Regions from separate parts of the Homo sapiens genome. Here regions 1 and 3 are each linked to region 2. Evidence: read pairs that join two places in POLR2A ChIA-PET (ENCODE). Cell type or tissue: PC-9. All regions are shown on one strand.

Evidence for each region. ChIA-PET counts read pairs that join two places held together with the same protein. Peaks named below come from ENCODE experiments on the same cell type or tissue, not always from the same donor. Only the 100,000 strongest peaks of a DNase experiment are listed, where the experiment ranks them.
Region 1: POLR2A ChIA-PET joins it to region 2 with 15 read pairs; 13 of 35 experiments call an interaction of 5 or more read pairs at or near these places.
Region 3: POLR2A ChIA-PET joins it to region 2 with 18 read pairs; 20 of 35 experiments call an interaction of 5 or more read pairs at or near these places.

The regions. Positions count from the first base shown.
Region 1 is chr10:103,154,551-103,162,550 of GRCh38, reverse strand. All of the region lies in intron 3 of NT5C2 (5'-nucleotidase, cytosolic II), which reads left to right. Among named protein-coding and RNA genes, the nearest start is that of NT5C2, 35 kb to the left of the region's middle. In PC-9, no CTCF peak of the experiment used is centred here; DNase peaks (open chromatin) are centred at 7,480 and 7,870; H3K4me3 peaks cover 805 bases; H3K27ac peaks cover 2,657 bases.
Region 2 is chr10:103,228,181-103,236,180 of GRCh38, reverse strand. No RefSeq gene overlaps it. Among named protein-coding and RNA genes, the nearest start is that of RPEL1, 14 kb to the left of the region's middle. RefSeq lists enhancers at 3,348-4,345, 4,346-5,343. In PC-9, no CTCF peak of the experiment used is centred here; DNase peaks (open chromatin) are centred at 2,950, 3,710, 4,780 and 6,130; H3K4me3 peaks cover 643 bases; H3K27ac peaks cover 6,148 bases.
Region 3 is chr10:103,167,361-103,175,360 of GRCh38, reverse strand. NT5C2 (5'-nucleotidase, cytosolic II) reads left to right here. Exons shown (of 19, transcript NM_001351169.2): 3 at 379-503. The coding sequence starts at 403. Among named protein-coding and RNA genes, the nearest start is that of NT5C2, 22 kb to the left of the region's middle. In PC-9, no CTCF peak of the experiment used is centred here; DNase peaks (open chromatin) are centred at 3,920 and 6,690; H3K4me3 peaks cover 641 bases; H3K27ac peaks cover 5,950 bases.

The sequences.
Region 1 (8,000 bases), 74 kb after region 2:
GTGTGTTTAATTTAAAAGTTATTCTAGTGTATACATAGTGGCATCTCCTTTTGGTTTTAAGTTGTATTTTTCTGATGAATAAATAGGTTGAACACCTTCATATTGTAAGTAGCCATTTGCAGAAGATCCTCTTCTGTGACTTGCCTTTTCAAGTTGTTTGCCAATTGTGTTGTCTTTTTTTTCCATATTGATTTATGGAAGGTGTGTGTGTGTATTCTCTTAAAAAATAGCAGCTTCAGTGGGGCGTGGTGGCTCATGCCTATAATCCTAGGACTTTGGGAGGCCGAGGTGGGTGGATCATGAGGTCAAGAGATCGAGACCATCCTGGCCAACATGGTGAAACCCCGTCTCTACTAAAAATACAAAAATTTGCTGGGCGTGGTGGTGCGTGCCTGTAGTCCCAGCTACTTGGGAGGCTGAGGCAGGAGAGTCACTTGAACCCATGAGGCGGAGGTTGCAGTGAGCCAAGATTGCACCACTGCACTCCAGCCTGGCAACAGAGCGAGAATGTCTCAAAAAACAAACAAACAATTGAATTATAATTTACATAATATAAAATAGAAGTATATTATTCAGTGGCTTTTAGTATATTTACAAAGTGGTACAACCATTTTTCATTATCCCAAAAGAAACCTCATACTCATTAGTAGTCCACTCCACGTTTCCCTCTCTCTCCAGCCCGTGTCAGCCACTAATTTACTTTCTGTCTCTATGGAATTGCCTATTCTGGATATTTCATATAAATGAACTTATACAGTTTATGGCCTTCTGTGTCTGACTTCTTTCACTTAGCATAGTATTTTCTTTTTTCATTATTTTTTTTTTAAGAGTTGGAGTCTTACTCTGTCATCCAGGCTGGAGTACAGTGGCGCAGTCATAGCTCACAGAAGCCTCACACTCATGGGCTCAAATGATACTCCTGCCTCAGTTTCCTGAGTAGCTGGGACTGTAGCACTACAGGCACAAGCCACTGTGCCCTGCATCACTTAGCATAGTGTTTTCAAGGTTCATCTGTATTGTAGCCTATCTCAGTACTTCATTATTTTTTATTGCCAAATAATATTCTATTGGTCAGGCACAGTGGCTGATGCCTGTAATCCCAGCACTTCCTGGTAGGTGAGACGGGCAAATTGCATCATAATACCAGGAGTTTGAGACTAGCCTGGGCAACATAGCAAAACCCCATCTCTACAGAAAATACATAAATTAGCCAGGCATGGTGGTGCATGCCTGTAGTCCCAGCTATTCAAGAGGCTGAGGTGGGAGGATCACTTGAGCCTGGGAAGTCAAAGTGGCAGTGAGCTATGATTGTGCCAGTGCACTCCAGCCTGGATGACAGAGGGAGACCTTGTCTAAAGAAAAAAAATATATTGTATGGATATACCATATTTTGTTTTTCCATTCATCTGTTGCTTAACATTTGGGTTGCTTCCACTTTGCCAAACCATTTTCCAGTGCAGATGCATCATTTTACATTCCCTCTAGCAGTGTATGAATGTTCCAGTTTCTCCAAATCCTCATCACACTTACTGCCTTTTTTTTGAGATGGAGTCTTGCTGTCGCCAGGCTGGAGTGCAGTGTGGCACGATCTCAGGTCACTGCAACCTCTGCCTCCCGGGTTCAAGTGATTCTCCTGCCTCAGCCTTCCAAGTAGCTGGGACTACAGGCATGCACCACGCACAGCTAATTTTTGTATTTTTAGTAGAGATAGGGGTTCACCATGTTGGTCAGGATGGTCTCGATCTCTTGACCTCGTGATCTGCCTGCCTCGGCCTCCCAAAATGCTGGGATTACAGGCGTGAGCCACCGTGCCTGGCCCTGCCTTTTTAATTATAGCCATGTGAGTGTGTGTGAAATAGTATCTCATTGTGGTCTTTACTTGCCCTTATGACCAGTAATGGTAAGCGTGTTTTCATGTTCTTACTGGCCATTTGTGTATCTTTTGTGAAGTGTCTGTTTAGGTGTTTTGCCTATTATTATTAAATGAGTTGTTTATATTGTGGAGTTGTAAAAGTTCTTTATATATTCTGGATTCTAGACCTTTATCAGATACATGATTTTCCAATATTGTCTCCTGTTCTGTGGGCTGACTTTCATTAATAACTTTTTTGGTAGTGTCCTTTGAAACACATGTTATTTTAATACCGGTGAAGTCCAATTTATGTATGTTTTCTTTTTTCGAGTATGCTTTTCATGACATGTTTAAGAAACCATTGCTTATTCCAAAGTCACAGTGATTTACTCCTGTGTTCTCTTCTGTTAGTTTTACAGCTTTAGGTCTTACATTTACGTTTTTGATCCATTTTCATTTACTTTTTTTGTTATTATATAAGATAGGGGTCCAGATTCATTTTTTTGCACATGACTATCCAGTTGTCCTAGCACCATTTTTTGAAAAGACTATTCTTTTCACATTGAATGGTCTTGGCACCCATGTCAAGTATCATTTGAACATAGATGTATGAATTTATTTCTGGACTCTGAATTATATTTGTTTGATCTATTTGTCCTTATGCCAGTAGCACACAGTCTTGATTACTGCAGCTTTGTAGTAAGTTTTGAAAAACAGCAACCTACTCTTCTTTTTCAAGATTGTTTTGGCTATTCTGGTGCCCTTCTATATCCATATGAATCTTAGGATCAGCTTGTCAATTTATATAAAAAAGCCAGCTGGATTTTGTTATGAATTACATTGACTCTCTCTATATATAACTTTGAGAAGTATTGCTGTCCTAATAGTATTAAGTGTTTTGATCCATGAGTATGGGATGTCTTTCCATTTATTTAGATTTTCTTTAATTCTTTCAACAGTATTTTGTAGTCTTCATTGTACAGGTCTTGCACTTCTGTTGTTAAATTTATTCCTAAGTATTTTCTTTTCTTTCTTTTTTTTTTTTTTAAAGAGACAGGGTCTTGCTCTGTCACCCAAGGTGTAGTACAGTGACATGATCATAGCTCACTGTAACCCTGAACTCCTGGCTTCACGTGATTCTCCCACCTCAGCTTCTCAAGTAGCTAGGACTATAGATGTACCACCATGCTTAGCTAATTAAATTTTTTTCTTTTTGGTGGAGAAGGGGGTCTTGCTATGTTGTCCAGTCTGGTGTCTTTCATTATTTCTGATGCTATAGTAAATATAATTGTTTTCTTAATTTTATTTCTGGATTGTTCATTGCTAGTTTATGGAAACACAACTGGTTTTTTGTATATTAATCTTGTATCCTGCCACTTTGCTGAACTTGTTTATTAGCTCTAATTGTGTGTGTGTGTGTGTGTGTGTGTGTGTGTGTGTGTGTGTGCATGTTTTGGAGATGAGGTCTCACTCTGTTACCTAGGCTGGATGCAGTGGCTATTCACGGGCCTGATCATAGTGCACTGTAGCCTCTAACTCTTGGCCTCAAGTGATCCCCCTGCCTCAGCCTCCTGAATAGCTGGAACTACAAGCATCTGCTACTGCACCTGGCAGTGTTAGAAGTTTTTTGATTACTGACTTAATCTCCTTACTACTGATAGATCTCTTTAGATTTTCTATTTCTTTTTGAGTCAATGTTGGTAATTTGTGTGTTTCCAGGTATTGTAGTCTTTAGTGTACAAGTCTTGTACTACTTTTGTCTGTTTTATCTTGGTTACCTAATATGTTGGCATATAGTTATTTATAGTATTATATCTGTTTTTATTTCTGTGAGGTCAGTAGTAATGTCTCTGCTTTTATTCTTCTTTTTTTTTTTTTTTTAGATAAGAGTCTCGCTCTGTCACCCAGGCTGGAGTGCAGTGGCGCAATCTCGGCTCACAGCAACCTCCGCCTCCTGGGTTAAAGCGATTCTCCTGCCTCTGCTTCCCAAAGTAGCTGGGATGACAAGTGCCCGCCACCATGCTTGGCTAATTTTTGTATTTTTAGTAGAGACAGGGTTTCACCATGTTGGCCAGGCTGGTCTCGAACTCCTCACCTCAAGTGATCGCCTGCCTTGGCCTTCCAAAGTGCTGGGATTGTTAAGTGTGAGCCACCGTGCCTGGCCTCTGCTTTTATTCTTGATTTTAGTAATTTGAGTCTTCTTTTTTTGGGTCAGTCTAGCTAAATGTCAATTTTGTTGATGTTTTTAAAGAAAAAGCATTGATTTTTCTCCAGTGCTTTAGATTTTGTATATATATATTTAAATCTCTGCTCTAATCTGTAATATATTATTTCTGTCCTTCTGTTTGATTTGGGTTGATTTTGTTCTTCTTTTTCTATAATTTCTTAATGTGGAAGGCTAGGCTATTAATTGAGATGTTTCTTCTTTTTAAATATGTGCATTTACAGCTATAAATTTTCTTCTGAGCACTGCTTTTGCTGTACCCCAATGATTTTGTTATGTCCTTTTTTTCGTTAAATTGTAAGCGTTTTCTAGCTTTCTTTGTGATTTCTATTATTTAGGAGTGTGTTGTTTAATTTCTACATATTTGTGAATGTCCCAAATTTTCTTTTTTTTTTTTCTTTTTGAGATGGAGTCTCGCTCTGTTGTCATGCTGGAGTGCAGTGGCACGATCCTGGCTCACTGCATCCTCCACCTCCCGGGTTCAAGCGATTCTCCTGCCTCAGCCTCCTGAGTAGCTGGGGCTACAGGTGCGTGCCACCATGCCCAGCTAATTATTGTATTTTTAGTAGAGACGGGGTTTCCCAGTGTTGGCCAGGATGGTCTCAATTTCTTGACCTCACGATCTGTCCGCCTCAGCCTCCCAGAGGGCTGGGATTACAGGTGTGAGCCACCGCACCTGGCCCCAAATTTTCTTTTGTCATTGACTTGTACTTGCATTCCATTGTGGTTGTAGAACATATTTTACATGATTTTAGTCCTTTTAAATTTACTGTGTCTTGGTTTATGGGCTACTCTGTGGTCTATCTTGAATAATCTCTATGCTTTTGACAAGAATGTGTATTCTGCTGATGTTGAGTGGCATATTCTAAAGATGTCTTTACCTTAATTTGTGTAGCATTTTTCACTGGGTATGCATTTTTATATGTATTGTAGAAATCATGAGTTCACACCATTACATCTAATGCTAGTCCATCCTAGGAAAGTTCCTTCTTGTTCACTCCCATTCCATGTTTGTATATCTCTTGTTCCACAGTGAAAGCCCTGGCTCCTGACATCATCAACATATTTAGTTTGCTTAATCTAAAATTGCTTCAGTTGATTAACTCATACCATAACAAACAAACCTAAAAAGTTCAGGATTTATTTGCCATTCTTCCACTTTCTTACCTTACCCTGCCAAAGTCTAAAGGCTTAGACTTTGTGTTTTTTAGTTCCTTGGATTAGTTCGTTCTTGCTTTTTTTCTCTACAGCATGGTTAGGGTATTTGTATACAGTATAATTAGGTTCATTTGTTTGCTTTCAGTTAAGTGTTTTTTTCTTTTTCATTCTATTGATCTAATTTTTAAATAATTTAACATAATACAACATTTCATAATACATCCTATGTTATAGCATTATTATATATAATATATATAAGAGTAATATACATTTAAAAGTCAAAATTATGCAAAAGGCATATCAGAAATGTTACCTACCAACTTTGGGAGACATATGGGTTCACGGCATTCTCCTGCCTCAGCCTCCCGAGTAGCTGGGATTACAGGCACGTGCCACCACGCGTGGTTAAGTTTTTGTATTTTTAGTAGAGATGGGATTTCACTGTGCTAGCCAGGATGGTCTCCATCTCCTGACCTCGTGATCTGCCTGCCTCGGCCTCCCAAAGTGCTGGGATTACAGGCGTGAGCCACTGTACCTGGCCCTTGAAAGTTTTTTTTTTTTGAGATAGAGTTTCGCTCTTGTTGCCCAGGCTGGAGTGCAATGGCGTGATCTCAGCTCACCACAACCTCCGCCTCCTGGGTTCAAGTGATTGTCGAGCCTCAGCCTCCCGAGTAGCTGGGATTACAGGCATGCGCCACCATGCCTGGCTAATTTCATATTTTTAGTAGAGATGGGGTTTCGCCACGTTGGCTGGGCTGGTCTTAGAACTCCTGACCTCAGGTGATCCGCCCGCCTCGGCCTCCCAAAGTGCTGGGATTACAGGCATGAGCCACGGCACGTGGCCCCTTGAAAGCTTTTTAAAAGAGGACTTTAATTGTTACTACATCCATTATTAGGAAGCAATTTCTAAATATTACCACCATAGATCCAAGAAGTGAGGAATAATATAGTCACCATGCTCAAATTTTAGTGTCTTATTTAAGCACACATGCATACTTTAAAATGAATCTAATTATTTCTAGACTCTGGCCTTTTCATTCCTGATAGTATTGCCATGGTCCAGGCCCTTGTTATCGCTGTCCTAGATTACAGCAGTATCCCCCCGTAGGTCTCCCCACCTTCAGCCTTGTCCTCCTCAAAAAAATTTTTTTTTCAAGAGATGGAGTCTCACTCTGTTGCTCAGGCTGGAGTGTAATGGCATGATCATAACTCACTGTGGTCACCTTGACCTCAAGTAATTCTCACACCTCAGCCTCCCAAGTACCTGGGACTACAGGTGCATGCCACCATACCTGGCTAATTTTTAAATTTTTTTTTGTAGAGACAGGATCTTGTATGTTGCCCATGCTGGTCTAAAACTCTTGGCCTCAAGCAGTCCTCCCAGTTCAGCTTCCTGAGTCGCTGGGATTACAGGTGTGAGCCATGGCACCTGGCCAAATTCATTTTTTAAATAATGTTATAATCCTGCTTAGATCCTTTAGTGATATCACATCGAGCATGCAACAGGATAAATTCTAACCCCGCCAAGACTCTCTAAGACTGATCTTTTTCTGTCCACTTTTGTGTTGAGCAGTTCTCTTCCTCAGATTCTGTGTTCTGTCAACTGTATCTAGCTTTGCTTTTTCTCTGAGACTGGGTCTTGCTCTGTCACCTAGGCTGGAGTGCAGTGGTGTGATCATGGCTCACTGCAGCCTTGACCTCCCGGGCTCATAGCTTTGTTTTTATTCACACATCATGATGTTTATGTCATTTTGCTTTTTGTTCATGGTTCCTCTTCTGTTGGAGACCTCTTCTTTTCCTCTTAGCCTGCTGCTAATACTTTTAGCCTGGTGATTAAGAGCTTGGGGCTAGGGTTGGCATTTTGGATTGTTCCATTTCTTTAGAATCCCAGCATTTAAGTTTTGTAAATTTTAATTTTGTAATCTTTTAAACTGGAATAACTTTACCTCATAGAGTTATTGCAAAGATTAGATGAGGTAATAAATAAAGAGCTTAGCACAGTGTCAGTTTTTAAAAAACAGTATCTCATCCTATCTCTAAGACTCAGCCAAGAGGATCTATATGTCCCTCTCTGTTGTGCGTATCTCTAATACTACTATTAACACACTACTTCATAGCTACTTTTGAATGGACCTTCTCACTAGCTTCTTAAAATCAAGGACTTCCAAGTTTATCTTTGTATCACTGGTATCTGGCACACAGACATTCAGTAAATATTTGTTTAATGTATGCATGGAGTTTGAAAGAGCTAATCATCTTTAGACAATGCCTTACCTTTTGCACAGGAAGCTTCTGTAAGTGTGTACCCTCAGTTCAAGTGATAATTTTTGTTTTCCTTTCTCTTTGCCAATAGTAAAGTCTTAAAATAGTAATTACATTTATTTCCACTGCACTGAGCTGTGATACCACAAGCTGAAAATCTAGGGAATCCATGGGAAGTTGGCACCCTTAAGGATTAGATCATTTTTCCATATTCAATTTGTATTCTTGTAGTTATGGAATTTGCTTTGAGGATAGTCAATGGAAATCCTTCATATTTGTGTAAAACTTGAGATTTAGATTTTTTAAAAAAGTATTTCCCATGAGATATATTAATGAGGCAATGCCTGATAATCCAGTTGCTTTTCCTGTTCCCCTACCCTCAGTAATAGTTCTTGGAGCGCTTACATGTGACAGACAACATCCCTACCAGATGTTATCTTCCCTTTTATAGATTAAAACGCTCAGGCTTAGGTTAAGTAACTTATTCAAAGTTCCAAAGCCAGA
Region 2 (8,000 bases):
CCTGCAGCTCTCCTGCCGGTGTCTAATAGTACAGGCCCTTGTCAGGTCTCTGCCTCTGGGCATTGGCTCTCTAACTGATGTGCCTCTATTGAGTCTTTTACTTCTCTAAATCTGTTAACACTCTTGCCAATTATTTTTCTCCAAGGATTATGTTTTGTTTTGTTTTTTCACTTTTTTGTAGAGATGGGGTCTTGCTATGTTGCCCAGGCTGGTCTCTAATTCCTGGACTCAAGTGATCCTCCCACCTTGGCCTCTCAAAGTGTTGGGATTACAGGTGTGAGCCACCATGCCCAGCTGACCATTTTTTTATTGCGGTAAAATAGACATAACAAAATTTATTATTTAATCATTTTAAAGTGTACACTTCAGTTCACATTGTTGTGCAACCATTATCACCATCTATCTACAGATCCTTTTTTTTTTTTTTTTTGAGATGGAGTCTTGCTCTGTCACCCAGGCTGGAGTGCGTAGCGCAATCTCGGCTCACTGCAAGCTCCACCTCCCAGGTTCACGCCATTCTCCTGCCTCCGCCTCTCAAGTAGCTGGGACAACAGGTGCCCGCCACCACGCCTGGCTAATTTGTTAATTTTTAGTAGAGATGGGGTTTCACCATGTTAGCCAGGATGGTCTTGATCTCCTGACCTCATGATCTGCCCGCCTCGGCCTCCCAAAGTGCTGGGATTACAGGCGTGAGCCACTGCACCCGGCCTCTACAGATCCCTTTCATCTTCACAAACTGAAGCTCTATCAGAGCTTCAGAAAGTCTCCATTCCTCCTCCCCCAGCCCCTGGCAACTGCTGTCATCTACTTTCTTTTTGTTGTTGTTTGTTTTTGAGATGGAGTTTCATTCTTCTTGCCCAGGCTGGAGTGCAGTGGTGCAGTCTTGGCTCACTGTAACCTCCGCCTCCAGGGTTCAAACAATTCTCCTGCCTCAGTTTCCCAAGTAGCTGGCATTACAGGCACCCACCACCACTCCCAGCTAGTTTTTTTTGTATTTTAGTAGAGATGGGGTTTCACCATGTTGGCCAGGCTACTCTCGAATTCCTGACCTTAGGTGATCTGCCTGCCTCAGCCTCCCAAAGTGCTGGGATTACAGGTGTGAGCAACTGCACCCAGCTCCATCATCTGCTTTCTATCTCCATACATTTGACTGCTCTAGGTACCTCATGTAAGCAGAGCTATACAGGATGCATCCTTTTGTTACTGGGTTATTTCACTTAGCATAATGTCTTCAAGGTTTAGAATATCCTTCCTTTTTAAGGCTGAATAATCCAGCGGTTTGGGTGTGTATGTATATGTCAAATTTTGTTTATCCATTCATCTGCTGATGGGCACTTGAGTTGCTTCTACCTTTTGGCTATCATGAATAATGCTGTTAGGAACATAAGTATACAGTGTCTCTTCAAGACCCTGCTTTCTTTGTTTTTTTTTGTTTTTGTTTTTGTTTTTGTTTTTGAGACAGAGTCTTGCTCTGTTGCCCAGGCTGGAGTGCAGTGGTGCAATCTTGGCTCACTGCAACCTCCACCTCCTGGATCCAAGTGTTTCTCCTGCCTCAGCCCCCCAAGTAGCTGGGACTACAGGCATGCACCACCACAGCTGGCTAATTTTTTTTTTTTTTTTGTATTTTTAGTAGAGACAGGATTTCACCATGTTGGTCAGGCTGGTCTCGAACTCCTGATCTCAGATGATCCACCTGCCTCAGCCTCCCAAAGTATTGGAATTACAGGCGTGAGCCACCATGCCAGGCCAAGACCCTGCTTTCTTTTTGGGATGTGTCCAGAAGTGGAATTGCTGGATCATATGGCAATTTTATTTTTAATTTTTTGAGGAGCCACCATACACAGTGGTTTGTACCGCTTTACATTCCCACCAGCACTATGCAGGGATCCAGTTCCTCTACATCCTTATCAACACTTGTTATTTTGTTTTTTTTTGTTGTTGTTTGTCTTTAAAATAGCCATCATACTGCATGTGAGGCGACACTGTATCTTGTGGTTTTCATTTGCATTTCCCTAATGATTACTGATGTTGAACATCTTTTCATGTGCTTATTGGCCATTTGTATATCTTATTTGGAGAAATGTCTAAACTAAGGACTTTGGCAATTTTTTTTTTTTTTTGAGATGGAGTCTTGCTCTGTCACCCAGACTGGAGTGCACTGGTGCGATCTCAGCTCACTGCAACCTCTGCCTCCCATGTTCAAGCTATTCTGCTGCCTCAGCTTCCTGAGTAGCTGGGACTACAGGCATGCGCCACCACGCCTGTCTAATTTTTGTATTTTTAGTAGAGATGGGTTTTCGCCGTGTTGGCCAGGCTGGTCTAGAACTCCTGAGCTCAGGTGATTCACCTGCCCCAGCCTCCCAAAGTGCTGGGATCATAGGTGTGAGGCACCGCACCTGGCCGACATTGCCCATTTTTAAATTGGGCTGTTCGGTTTTTTTTTTATTTTTGTAGGGGTCCTCTATGTATTCTGGATATTAGCCCTTATCAGATATATGATTTGCAAATATTTTCTCCCATTATGTGAGTTGCCCTTTTATTCTGTTGATAGTATACTTTGATGTCCAAAAGTCCTTAAGTTTTTATATAGCCTATTTTGCCTGTTTTTTTCTGTTGTTACCTATGTTTTTGGTGTCATATCCTCCAGTAATCAATCTTTCTTTTTATTTTATTTTATTTTTTTGAGACAGGGTCTCACTCTGTTGCCCAGGCTGGAGTGCAGTGGCACGATCATGGCTCACTGCAGCTCCACCTCCCCAGGCTCAGGTGATCCTCCCACCTCAGCCTCCCTAGTAGCTAGGACTACAGGGGCATGCCACAACACCCAGCTAATTTTTGTACTTTTTGTAGAGATGGGATTTCATCATGTTGCCCCTTTTTTTTGAACTCCCAAGCTCAAGCGATCTGCCTGTCTCAACCTCCCAAAGTGCTGGCCGCAATAGGCATGAGTCACCATGCCCAACCTCCAATAATCTTTTAAATACACACTTGTATATAGTTGATCCTTTCACTGTCCTCTTTGTAATCCTGGAATGCTTCTTTCTTTTAAACTTCTTAACCTGAACGACCTGGTCTCCATACTTCCTCAGTCTCATCTCTCACTAACAAGGTAATCCGTTGTCATTCTGAATTTCCTGCACAGCTGCAAGCATTCACCTTGCTCTCCGAAGTCACCTTTCCACTTGCTAGGCCCACTTCCTCCCTACCTTGCTGTTCACTAAACTAAGTTCCACTCAACCTTTAAAGCTTCCTTCAAGTACTTCCTCCTCTGGGAGGCTTCTTTGGCTGTTCCACAAGTTAAGTGCCTTCCTTGGTAACCTTTAATTTAATTTAATTTAATTTAATTTATTTATTTATTTTTGAGACAGAGTCTTGCTCTGTCGCCCAAGCTGGAGTGCAGTGGTGCAATGTTGGCTCACTGCAACCTCCGCCTCCCGGGTTCAAACAATTCTCTGCCTCAGCCTCCCGAGTGGCTGGGATTACAGCTACCCGCCACCATGCCTGGCTAATTTTTGTATTTTTAGTAGAGATGGGGTTTCACCATCTTGGCCAGGCTGGTCTTGAACTCCTGACTTTGTGATCCACCTGCCTCGGCCTCCCAAAGTGTTGGGTTTACACCCAGCCAACCTTTAATTTTATGGTAACCCTTATCAGATTGTGTTTTAATTGTTGGCTCACCGGCTTCCTGTCCCTCCCACTAGACTCTACATTCCTTAAGGGCAGGGTTACTATTCCTATCTTGTCATCTGCATGCTGCTCAAACAATTGAACTCGATCTCTGCCACTATTTAGTTGCTTTGACATTCAGCAAACTAGTCAAACTCTCTGGGCCTCAGTTTTCTCATAGGATCATTGTGAAAATTAATTAAGATTGTGTTTGTAAAGTGCTTAGTGCTTACTCTGGATCAGAGTAAAATGCCCAACAAAAATTAGCCATTGCTTCCATCAGCTTGTTGAATTGAGATCTCAAACTCTAATCAGCTGTATGACTTTAGACAAAAATCTTAAGTTCCTAAGGCCTGTTTTTCCTTCTCCCTGGATCACCTAGAGTCGTGATTCCCAAAGTAGGCTACACTTTGTAATCACCTGGGGAGCTTTAAGAATGCTAATATTGGCCAGACGCGGTGGCTCTCACCTGTAATCCCAGCACTTTGGGAGGTTGAGGCAGGTGGATTATGAGGTCAACAGATCGAGACCATCCTGGTCAACAATGGTGAAACCCCGTCTCTACTAAAAATACAAAAATTAGCTTGGTGTGGTGGCTCATGACTATAATCCCAGCACTTTGGGAGGACAAGGCAAGCGGATCACAAAGTCAGGAGTTTGAGACCAGCCTGACCAATATAGTGAAACGAAAATACAAAAATACAAAAACTACGAAAAATACAAAAAATTATCCGAGTATGGTGGTGGGCGCCTGTAGTCCCAGCTACTTGGGAGGCTGAGGCAGGGGAATTGGTTGAACCCAGAGGTGGAGGTTGCAGTGAGCAGAAATCGTGCCTCTGTACTCCAGCCTGGGTGACAGAGCAAGACTCTGTCTCAAAAAAAAAAAAAAAAAAAAGCTAATATCTGGGTCCCTCTGCTAAAAATTCTGACTTAATTGGTGTGAGGTACAACTTGGGCATGGGCATTTTGCAGAGGCTCCCCTGGTGATTCTAATGTTCAGCCAGAATTGAGAAACACCAATCTAAAGTTTCTTTCTAATGTAACACACTAGAAAGTTGAGCTGCAGAATTCCGTGGACGCAGGGGAATGGAATGTCTCTGGGCATTCTTCTGCTATCACCCTTTGTTAGTTTAACAGGAAGCATTATTGAACAAGCTCACTAAGCTGGAATTCCAAGAGTATTTGTGGATTCCTGAGTGTTTAAATTTAGCAGCTCACTTCATCCAGGAGAAACCTGGGGACCAGTGCTCTGAGAAAGAGAAAACAATGGTTCTTCCCTACTCTACAGCTCTAACCCAAGGCCTGGGAGTCTAGATACCCTGGAGTTCTGTATTATGGTTAAAGGAAAGGGAGGAGGAAAGAGTCCTTGGTAATCGGTATAATCCTTTTTTTTTTCCCCAAGGGACAGAGTCCTGCTCTGTCGCCCAGGCTGGAATACAGTGGTGCAATCATAGCTCACTGAAACCTTGAACTCCTCCTTCAGCCTCCTGAGCAGCTAGACCTACATATACGTGCTACCACGCCTGGCTAATCTTTTTTCTTTTTTTAATGTTTGTACCAATGGGGGTCTCACTATGTTGCCCAGGCTAGCTGGAAATCCTGGCCTCAAGTGATCCTCCCACCTTGGCCTCCCAAAGTGCTGGGATTACAGGCGTGAGCCATTGTGCCTGGCCCCTTGCTATAATCGTAGTGGGGGCACCTGGGGCCCTGACTAGAACAGGGTAGGGGCTGAGATTTACAAATATTCATTCCCTTATCACTGTACTGTGCTTTAAAACCACATTCACAGCCATTACTTGAGTCTCCGCATAATCTTGAGAAATGCAGAGCAGATATTACTGCCTCTACTTTGTGGATAAGCAAACCAAGTCTGAATGGTTAAGGGCCTTGCCAAAAGTCACAGTGCATTAACACGAAGGGTCAGCATAGAGTCCCTATATCCTGACTCTCTGTTGGGGGCAGAAAAACTCTTCACACCCAGGTAGCTCAGAGTCCTTCTTGGCTTCTTGGACTTGGAGTCAAGGTTCTAAGTGGTCCCATTAAATGCTACAGGGAATGACTAAAATACCTCTTCCTGGCCGGGCGCAGTGGCTCACGCCTGTAATCCCAGCACTTTGGGAGGCCGAGGCGGGCGGATCACGAGGTCAGGAGATAGAGACCATCCTGGCTAACATGGTGAAGCCCTGTCTCTACTAAAAATACAAAAAAAAAAAAAAAAAAAAAATTAGCCGGGCATGGTGGCAGGCGCCTGTAGTCCCAGCTACTCGGGAGGCTGAGGCAGGAGAATGGCGGGAACCCGGGAGGCGGAGCTTGCAGTGAGCCGAGATTGCGCCACTGCACTCCAGCCTGGGTGACAGAGCGAGACTCCGTGTCATAAATAAATAAATAAATACCTCTTCCTGATGCCCTGTGGTCAGCCACCTCTGAGCACAGTTGCACTCTCTGGGATCATGAGCAAAACCCTCACTTTTGCAAAGTGTGATGCTCAGACCAGCTTTGAGGCTTGGTCATTCAGGGAGGCATTTAGTTATAATGCCCAGTGTGTCCAGGAATACTCAGAAGGGCCCAGTAGTGTTGGCCAAATGCTGAGTCACAGATAGGGGTTGGCCCTTGGCCACTGGCTCAAGATGAAATAGAAAAAAAAAAAAATCAGGAAATTATCTTTTACTAAGCTAAATGTGATTAAACTCCTGTCTTATTCTGAGATTATGTTCTTTCTACTTTTTTGGTATTAAAATTACCTTTTGGATGGGCACGGTGGCTCACTCCTGTAATCCCAGCACTTTGGGAGGCTGAGGCGGGTGGATCACCTGAGGTCAGGAGTTCAAGACCAGCCTGGCCAACATGGCGAAACCCCGTCTCTACTAAAAATACAAAAATTACCTGGGCATGGTGGCAGGCGCCTATAATCCCAGCTACTTGGGAGGCTGAAACAGGAGAATCGCTTGAACCCGGGAGACAGAGATGGCAGTGAGCTGAGATGGTGCCACTGCACTCCAGCCTGGGCAACAGAGCTAGACTGCATCTCAAAAAACAAACAAACAAAAAAATTACCTTTCATGAATTAGTGCTGACAGTAGATGGCAGTTTATTTTGATGTGCTGAATGCCAGAGTTAACAGATGGCCATCCTATGTAAATCCTCAAAATTGCTTTTGAAATGTTACTGATCCAAGGAATCCCAATTCTGCTAATCAACTCCCCATTTTGGAGGACCAGGAGTAAGGCCCTATGACTCCAGGATCTTCAGGGTCGTGGGAGGCCTCACCTTGAGAGCAGCAATAGAATATTCAACACTAAAAGAATCAAAATGCCCAGAGTTGGGCCTTGCCACTCATAAGTTCATGTAGAAAGAAAAGAGCCATTGTCACATGGTTTGTGTGTGTGTGTGTGTGTGTGTGTGTGTGTGTGTGTGTTTGAGACGGAGTTTTGCTCTTGTTGCCCAGGCTGGAGTGCAGTGGTGTGATCTCAGCTCACTGCAACCTCTGCTTCCTAGGTTCAAGCGATTCTCCTGCCTCAGCCTCCTAAGTGGCTGGGATTATAGGTGCGTGCCACCACGCCTAGCTAATTTTTTGTATTTTGAGTAGAGACAGGGTTTCATCATGTTGGTCAGGCTGGTTGTGAACTCCTGACCCCAGGTGATCCACCTGCCTCGGCCTCCCAAAGTGCAGGGATTACAGGCACGAGCCACCATGCCCGGCCTTTTTGTGTATTTGTTGCTGTTTTGAAATGGAGTCCCACTCTGTCATCCAGGCTGTAGTGCAGTGGCCCAATCTCAGCTCACTGCAGCCTCTTGTCTCTTGGGTTCGATTCTCCTGCCTCAGCCCCCCAAATAGCTGGGATTACAGGCATCTGCCACCACACCTGGCTAATTTTTGTATTTTTAGTAGAGACGAGGTTTCACCATGTTGGCCAGGCTAGTCTCGAAGCTCTGACCTCAAGTGATCCGCCCTCCTCGGCCTGCCAAAGTGCTGGGATTACATGTGTGAGCCACCGCGCCCAGACACATTGGTTTTATTTAACAAACATTATTATCTTCACTTCCATTTTAAAGATGAGGAAACTAAGACACGAGGGTGTTAAGAAACTTGCCCAAGGCCACAGCTAGTTAGCAGCAGAGCCAAGAGTTGAAGCCAGGGAGTCTGGCTGTGGAATCCATGCTCTTAATCCCTTCACTACACTGCCTGGTTGGAAGCAATTTAAGACTTTGTGGCATGTAATGGTCTATTTTCAGCCTGTGATTCCAAAGATGGCAAGTGCCTGTGGACTAAGCCGCCTGATCTGTGTTGAGCTACTGTCAGTGATCCCTTTTTGAGCCCCCTCCACAACACCACT
Region 3 (8,000 bases), 61 kb after region 2:
ATTTAAAATTTGCCTACTACACACATTTTAAAAACATACATCAACTTAAAATTATATATCTTCACAAACTGCTGTGCTGTGGTTTTAGTGCCTTTTCTAGAATCTAGGATTAGAGTAATTACTGGCAGCCATGCTTAATTATTTGGAAGTATATGTTATCTTTCCGGATTGAAATTACCATATGAAATTATTTTTCCAACTTTAGATTATTGAGAAGTGTCAGTATAATTTTCAGCATATTTACTGTATTCAGTGTGTTTTAATAGGTAATTATATTAGGCAGTTTGCAAGCTGGAGTTTTTCTGATTTTTAAAAAAATCAGATGTCAGTATACAGATGCCAATATTAAGTTACTAAATTAATGATTTTCTTTTCTAGAATACAAAATACAGTTAAAATAAAATGTCAACCTCCTGGAGTGATCGGTTACAGAATGCAGCAGATATGCCTGCTAACATGGATAAGCATGCCCTGAAAAAGTATCGTCGAGAAGCCTATCATCGGTAAGTATTTTGTCTATTTAATCCTCAAAACCCCTCTATGAAGTGGGACTTCATTTTACAGATGATGAAATTAATGTACAGAGAGGTTAAGTAAATAACCCAGATCGTATGTCTAGTACATGGTACAAATCTAGTTCTAAGTCGAGACTTTTAACTACTAGTACACCATACTGCTTTGTGTATCTACTAGTAAAAGTATTTAAGAGAAAAATGTCTTTGGTTGCTAGAAAATTGCACCTAAGTTAATAAAAATTTTTTTTTCTTTCTTTTTTTGAGGGAGTGCTGGATGGACAGAGTCTTGCTCTGTTGCCCAGGCTGGAGTACAATGGCGCAATCTTGGCTAACTGTAACCTTCACCTCCCAGGCTCAAGCAATTCTCTTGCCTCAGCCTCCTGAGTAGCTGAGACTACAGGTGTGGGCTACTGCACCCAGCTAGTTTTTGTTTTCTTTTTTGAGACAGAGTCTCACTCTGTTGCCTAGGCTGGAGTGCAGTGGTGCAGTCTCAGTTCACTGCAACCTCTGCCTTCTGGCTTCAAGCAATTCTCATGCCTCAACTTCCCCAGTAGCTGGGATTACAGGCATGGCCCCATGCCAAACTAATTTTTGTAGTTTTGGTAGAGACAGGGTTTTGCCATGTTGGCCAGGGTGATCTTGAACTCCTGGCCTCAAGTGATCTCCCCACCTCAGCCTCCCGAAGTGCTGGGATTATAGGCTTGAGCCACCACACCCTGCCAAGAATGAATTTTTTTTTTTTTTTTTTTTGAGACGGAGTCTGGCTCTGTCGCCTAGGCTGGAATGCAGTGGCATGATCTCAGCTCACTGCAACCTCCACCTCCTGGGTTCAAGCGGTTCTCCTGCCTCAGCCTCCCAAGTAGCTGGGATTACAGGCGTGCGTCACCACGGCTGGCTAATTTTTGTATTTTTAGTAGAGACAGGGTTTCACCGTGTTAGCCAGGCTGGTCTTGAACTCCTGACCTCAGGTGATCCACCTGCCTCGGCATCCTAGAGTGCTAGGATTACAGGCGTGAGCCACCGCACCCAGCCCAGGAATGAAATTCTTGTATTTTTTATTTATTTACTTATTTTTTTTTTTTTAGTAGTGACAGGGTTTCACCATCTTGGCCAGGCTGGTTTTGAACTCCAGACCTCGTGATCCACCTGCCTCGGCCTCCCAAAGTGCTGAGATTACAGGTGTGAGCCACTGCGCCCGGCCAAGAATGAAATTCTTTTTTTTTTTTTTTTTTTTGAGACGGCGTCTCGCTCCCTGGCCCAGGCTGGAGTGCAGTAGCACGATCTCACTGCAGGCTCCGTCTCCCGGGTCCACGCCATTCTCCTGCCTCAGCCTCCCAAGTAGCTGGGACTACAGGTGCCCGCCACCATGCCCAGCTAATTTTTTGTATTTTTGGTAGAGATGGGGTTTCACTGTGTTAGCCAGGATGGTCTTGATCTACTCTTCTTGTGATCCGCCCACCTCAGCCTCCCAAAGTGCTGGGATTACAGGCGTGAGCCACCGCGCCTGGCCAAGAATGAAATTATTAATTGATATTTACCACAAACTGACTGTAATTTTTAAACAGAATTTAAAAATTGTGTCTGCTGGCTACTGTGTGTTAGATTGAATGTGGGTAACTCTGGGTATTAGCAAAGTTTCCTTGTTTTGATTTTAGACTGTAATATTTTCTCGAAATCACTTTTTCTTTAAAAGTGTAGGCCAGGCATGGTGGCTCGCATCTGTAATCCCAGCACTTTGGTAGACCAAAGCAGGAGGATTGCTTGAACCCAGGAGTTTGAGAACAGCCTGGGCAATATGATGAGACCCCAACTCTACAGATTTTGTTTTGTTTTGTTTTGAGACAGAGTCTCGTTCTGTTGCCAAGGCTGAAGTCCAGTGGCTTGATCTCGGCTCACTGTAATCTCCACCTCCTGGGTTCAAGCAATTCTCCTGCCTCAGCTGTCTGAGTAGCTGAGTACAGGCGTGGGCCACTGCACCTGACTAATTTTTGTATTTTTTTGTTTTTGTTTTTGAGACAGAGTTCATTCTGTCGCCCAGGCTGGAATGCAGTGATGCGATCTCAGCTCACTGCAACCTCTGCCTCCTGGGTTCAAGCAATTCTCATGCCTCAGCCTCTCTGGTAGCTGGGATTACAGGTGTGGCCACCATGCCCAGCTAATTTTTGTAATTTTAGTAGAGATGGAGTTTCGCCATGTTGGCCAGGCTGGTCTTGAACTCCTGGCCTCAAGTGATCCACCCGCCTCAGCCTCCCAAACTGCTGGGATTGCAGGTATGAACCACCGTGAGTGGTCCCCAAATATTTTTAAATAAAATTTTTTTCCTGTAATCCTAGCACTTTGGGAGGCCGAGGCGGGTGGATCACAAGGTCAGGAGATCGAGACCTTCCTGGCTAACACAGTGAAACCTCGTCTCTACTAAAAATACAAAAATTAGCCGGGTGTGGTGGCAGGTGCCTGTAGTCCCAGCTACTCGGGAGGCTGAGGCAGGAGAATGGTGTGAACCTAGGAGGCGGAGCTTGCAGTGAGCTGCGATCACACCACTGCACACTCCAGCCTGGGTGACAGAGCGAGACTCCGTCTCAAAAAAAAAAAAAAAAATTTAAAGTTAAAATTGTATTTAAATTTTTGTTTTTTATTTTTTGAGACAGAGTCTTTGCTCTTGTCTCTCAGTACAGTGGCGCGGTCTCAGCTCACTGCAACCTCTGCCTCCCAGGTTCAAGCGATTCTCCTGCCTCACCGTCCCGAGTAGCTGGGATTACAGGCACACACCACCACACCTGGCTAATTTTTTAATTTTTAGTAGAGACAGGGTTTCACCGTGTTTGCCAGGCTGGTCACAAACTCCTGATATCAGGTGATCTACTTGCCTTGGCCTCCCATAGTGCTGGGATTACAGACGTGAGCCACTGCTCCCGGCCTTAACCTGTATTTTAAAAAAAAATTTATTTTATTAGAGACGGGGTCTTGCTGTGTTGCTCAGGTTGGTCTCAAATGCCTGGGCTCAAGCATTCCTCCAGCCTTGGTCTCCCAAAGTGCTGGGATTACAGGCATGAGCCACTGAGCCCGGCCTAAATTGTATTTTCTTTTTACTTAACTCTTTTTATAGATTCAATTAAATGTTTGCTTCTACCTAAATCTTAAGTAGTTAGGGTCCTTGGGAGTAGATAATGTATTTAGTAATTATTTATTTTTAAGAAGAAATTAGAAATCTACACCTAAAGTGAATTTCTGGGGTAGAAAAATCTGGGCCCTACTAGAACCATCTTTGCCTCCCACACCAGGAAAGCCGGCAGTAAGTACAGGTGCTGGTATATTGGCAGTGCTAAAAAGTTGCATGGGAACTACAGGAAGTCTAAAATGACTCTTAATCACTTAGCTGTTTCTGGGCTACAGGAAAAAGGAAATGAATATTACTTTGAAATCTTACTGGAAAAGTGGCTAAACTGGTTTATGTAGGTAAGTTTTTGTAAGCAGACAAAAAATTTCTAAGTGCAGTCTTCTCTGTATAGGAAAGCTAAGTCAGAATTAGGTAATATTTTGTTGTTTCAATAGATACTAATATTTTGAAAAATATAGTTACTTGTTATTGAGTATATCAGAAGTTAATTATTATATCAATAGTTGGTTTTTTAAGTAGGCTGGTGATATTTGCCTCATGGTAGGTCACTGTGGCATTTCTGGGTGTTAGGATGCTGTTACTCCTTAAACCCTGAAAAAGTGAAAACATTAAAGATTCCTGTCAAATGGGTACTAACGATTCTCTTCTGTGTGTGAGATATGTTGCTAGGTATGGCGTGTTAAAGTATAAAACAGAACATTTATGTGTGTCTATGTAATAAAACATAACATTTGGAAAAGATTATGTTATATGGAGTTCTATACTTTTTCTTCAATTATTTGCTTGGTCTTTACACTATAAAGTATTAATTAACATTAGGGTGTAACATTTTTAGCAGTGGAAATGAGGACTGGTAAACATTATTTAATAAACATCCTAATTATATTTAATATATATCATAGGCTGGGCATGGTGGTTCACGCCTGTAGTCCACACACTTTGGGAGGCCGAGCCAGGCGGAGTCCTTGAGCTCAGGAGTTTGAGACCAGCCTGGGCAAGATGGCGAAACCCTGTCTCTACAAAAAAAAAACATAAAAATTAGCCAGGTGTGGTGGCTTACGCCTGTGGACTCAGCTACCTGGGAGGCTGAGGTGGGAGGATCACCTGCGTCTGAGAGGTGGACGCTGTAGTGAGCTGAGATCATGCCACCAGCCTGGGTGACAGAATGAGAGCATGTCTCAAAAAAAAAAAAAAAAAAAAAGTGTGCATGTGTGTGTGCTTGTGTGTGTGTATCATAGCCTGAATGAGTATACTCCTAACTCATTTGGAATGGTATTTCCTGGAATATTTTAGATGGATTCTGTACCCTACGTTCTTTCATATAGTAAGGTGTATGTACTGGAAACAATAGAAAAAACATTTTCAAAGGCTTGATGTTTTAGATCATTGAAAAAAATTTTTTATCTATGTTATTTAAAGAGGCAGGGTCTCATTCTGTTGCCTAGGCTGCAGTGCAGTAGTGTGATCATAGTTCACGGTAACCTCAAACTTCTGGGCTTAAGCAATCCACCTGCCACAGCCTCCCCAGTAGCTAGGACTACAGGTGTGTACCACAGTGCTCAGTAATTTTTATTATTTTTTTAAATTAATTAATTTTTTTTGAGACAGAGTCTCGCTCTGTAGCCCAGGTTGGGGTGCAGTGGCATGATCTTGGCTCACTGCAACCTCTGCCTCCTGGGTCTGGTTCAAGCAACTCTCCTGCTTCAGCCTCTGGAGTAGCTGTGATTATAGGCATGCGCCACCATGCCCAAGTAATTTTTGTATTTTTAGAGACTGGGTTTCACCATGTTGGCCAGGCTGGTCTTGAACTCCTGACCTTGTGATCCGCCTGCCTCAGCCTCCCAAAGTTCTGGGATTACAGGCGTGAGCCACCATGCCTAGCCATGCTTGGTAATTTAAAAAATTTTTTTCTAGAGATGTGGTCTCACTATGTTGTCCAAGCTGGTTTTGATCTTCTGGCTGCAAGCAGTCCTCCTGCCTCGGCCTCCAAAAGTGCTGGAATTACAGATGTGAGCCATCACTCCCAGCCTGAAAAAAAAATTAAATGTAGAAAATTTGGGTTCTTGGTATCTTGCAAGAATTTGCTTTAAAATTATTATAATTTTTTTTGAGACAGGGTCTTGCTCTGTCACCCAGGCTAGAGTGCAGTGGCTTGATCATGGCTCACTATAGCCTTAACTTCCTGGGGTCAAGTGATTCTCCTGTCTCAGCCTCCTGAATAGCTGGGACTACAGGCGTGTACCACTACACCTGTCTAATCTTTGTATTGTTTTTGTAGAGACAAAGTCTTGCTGTGTTACCCAGGTTGATCTTGAACTCTTGTTCTCAAGTGATCCTCCTGCCTTGTCCTTCCAAAGTGCTGGGATTACAAGTGTGAGCCACCATGCCCCGTGTTTAAAATAAAGTATATGTGTGCTTTTAGAACAATAAAAACATTATATATATATGTGTGTGTGTATATGTATATGTCTTTTTAAACATTGACAAAAATTGTATGTATTTATGGTGTACAAGTTGATATGGAATGGCTAAATCAAGCCAATTAACATGCATAACCTCTTACATTTATCATTTTTTTTTGTGATGAGAACATTTAAAATCTAATCCCTTTGCAATTTTGAGGTATACAGTAGATTATTATCTGTACTCATCATGATGTAGTCATCAGACTTGTATCTCCTAACAGTATTTGCTTTTGTTAATTAAAAATTTTAAATAGAAACCATTTAGAAGAAATTTATTTTAGTTTTCTAGTTAAGTCAATTTGTAGAATATTCTGTTTCCAGGTCTTTTCATTAAAGACATTTATTTGGATTGGTAATTTATCATTGGTTAAGTTAGGCTATGCTGATCATTATCACAAAGTATACATCGTATGTGATGCTTTACAATTTCCCTTTAGAAGAAGCTAAATATTCTTAGTTAAGTAAATAAATATCTAACTTCCAGCTTTTTTCTTGCTTAATATCAGTTTTCTGAATTTCAATATAGAGATGCCAGTCATATGTCATTATTAAGAAACTAGCCTTTAAAATGTATGACTGTTGCTCCTTCTTCATTTCCTTATGGTTGTTTAGTTTTCTGGGCTGAGGATAAGTCATCAGGCCAAACCTTTCAGTGGAATGTGTTTTGCTATATGGTTAGAAGACAAGCTGAGCTGCTCAGATGTCATAGTGACCTGAAAGAGGCAGCTTCAAAAATTACCTCTTAAATAGTTTTTGTTTAATACTAGAATCTTTTAGTGATCACTATAGATCAGAATTTGTATTTACCAATCCAAGAATGGAACAATTAGGTTTTTCATCTGCTCTCTACATTGACTGTGCCCAGGATACCGAAGTCAGGTATTTAGTTTTTACGTTTGTAAAGCTCTGATGCTTCCAGTAGAACAGAATTTCTGTAGGACAATGAATTGGCTTTTTCTTTGTGAACACAGCTTATTAATTTAGCAGTGGTTTTATCATATTGAACTGAAATGTGGCACGTTATTAGGCTTGTGAATTTTTTGTTAACCAGTCTTTTGCCTTATTTTAGAAAATATTGCAGTGATTTTTCTCTTTAAAATTCTTTAAAGACTTTTGTATATTTATCTTAAATTATATATCTGAAGTTTTTTTTTTTTTAGTTGCAGTTTAGGCTTCCAGAGCCATATCAGTCTTTATATAAATCTGTTGAATAATCGTTTCTTCTAAAATCAAAGTAAATTTCTTGTACATGTTTAAGGAGTGAAAAGGAATTTGTGTATATGTAATTTTGCTAGTACTTATGGCTTCGATCTAGAAATGTTTATGATGGACCAGGCACGGTGGCTTATGCCTGTGATCCTAGCACTTTGGGAGACCCAGGCGGGTGGATGGCTCATTGAGCACAGGAGTTCAAGACCAGCCTGGGCAACATGGCAAACCCCGTCTTTACCAAAAATACAAAAATTAGCTGGGCATGGTGGTGTGCACCTGTAGTCCTGGTTACTCAGGAGTCTAAGGCGGGAGGATTGCTTGTGCCTGGGAGGTCAAGGCTGCAGTGAGCCATGATTGCGCCACTGCACTTCAGCCTAGGTGACAGAGTGAGACTGTGTCTCAAAAACAAAAACAAAAAAAGGGGAAATCTTTATTTTTTTTTTTAAACCTCATACTAAAAACAGGTATCAGGTTATATGTAGATAGAGACTGCCAGGTTGATCAATTTTAATTTCTCTTTTAATCACTTATGGATATCATATGAATGTCATTCAGCTTTTTAATTTTGTCATTAATCAAGCTGAGTAGTAAACTGTCATTTTAGTATTGGTTCAAATATTCAGTGGATAATTGTTAAAATTTCAGTAGCCACTTTGTAAATTGAAAATCATGCGGAAAATATAGGTCCTC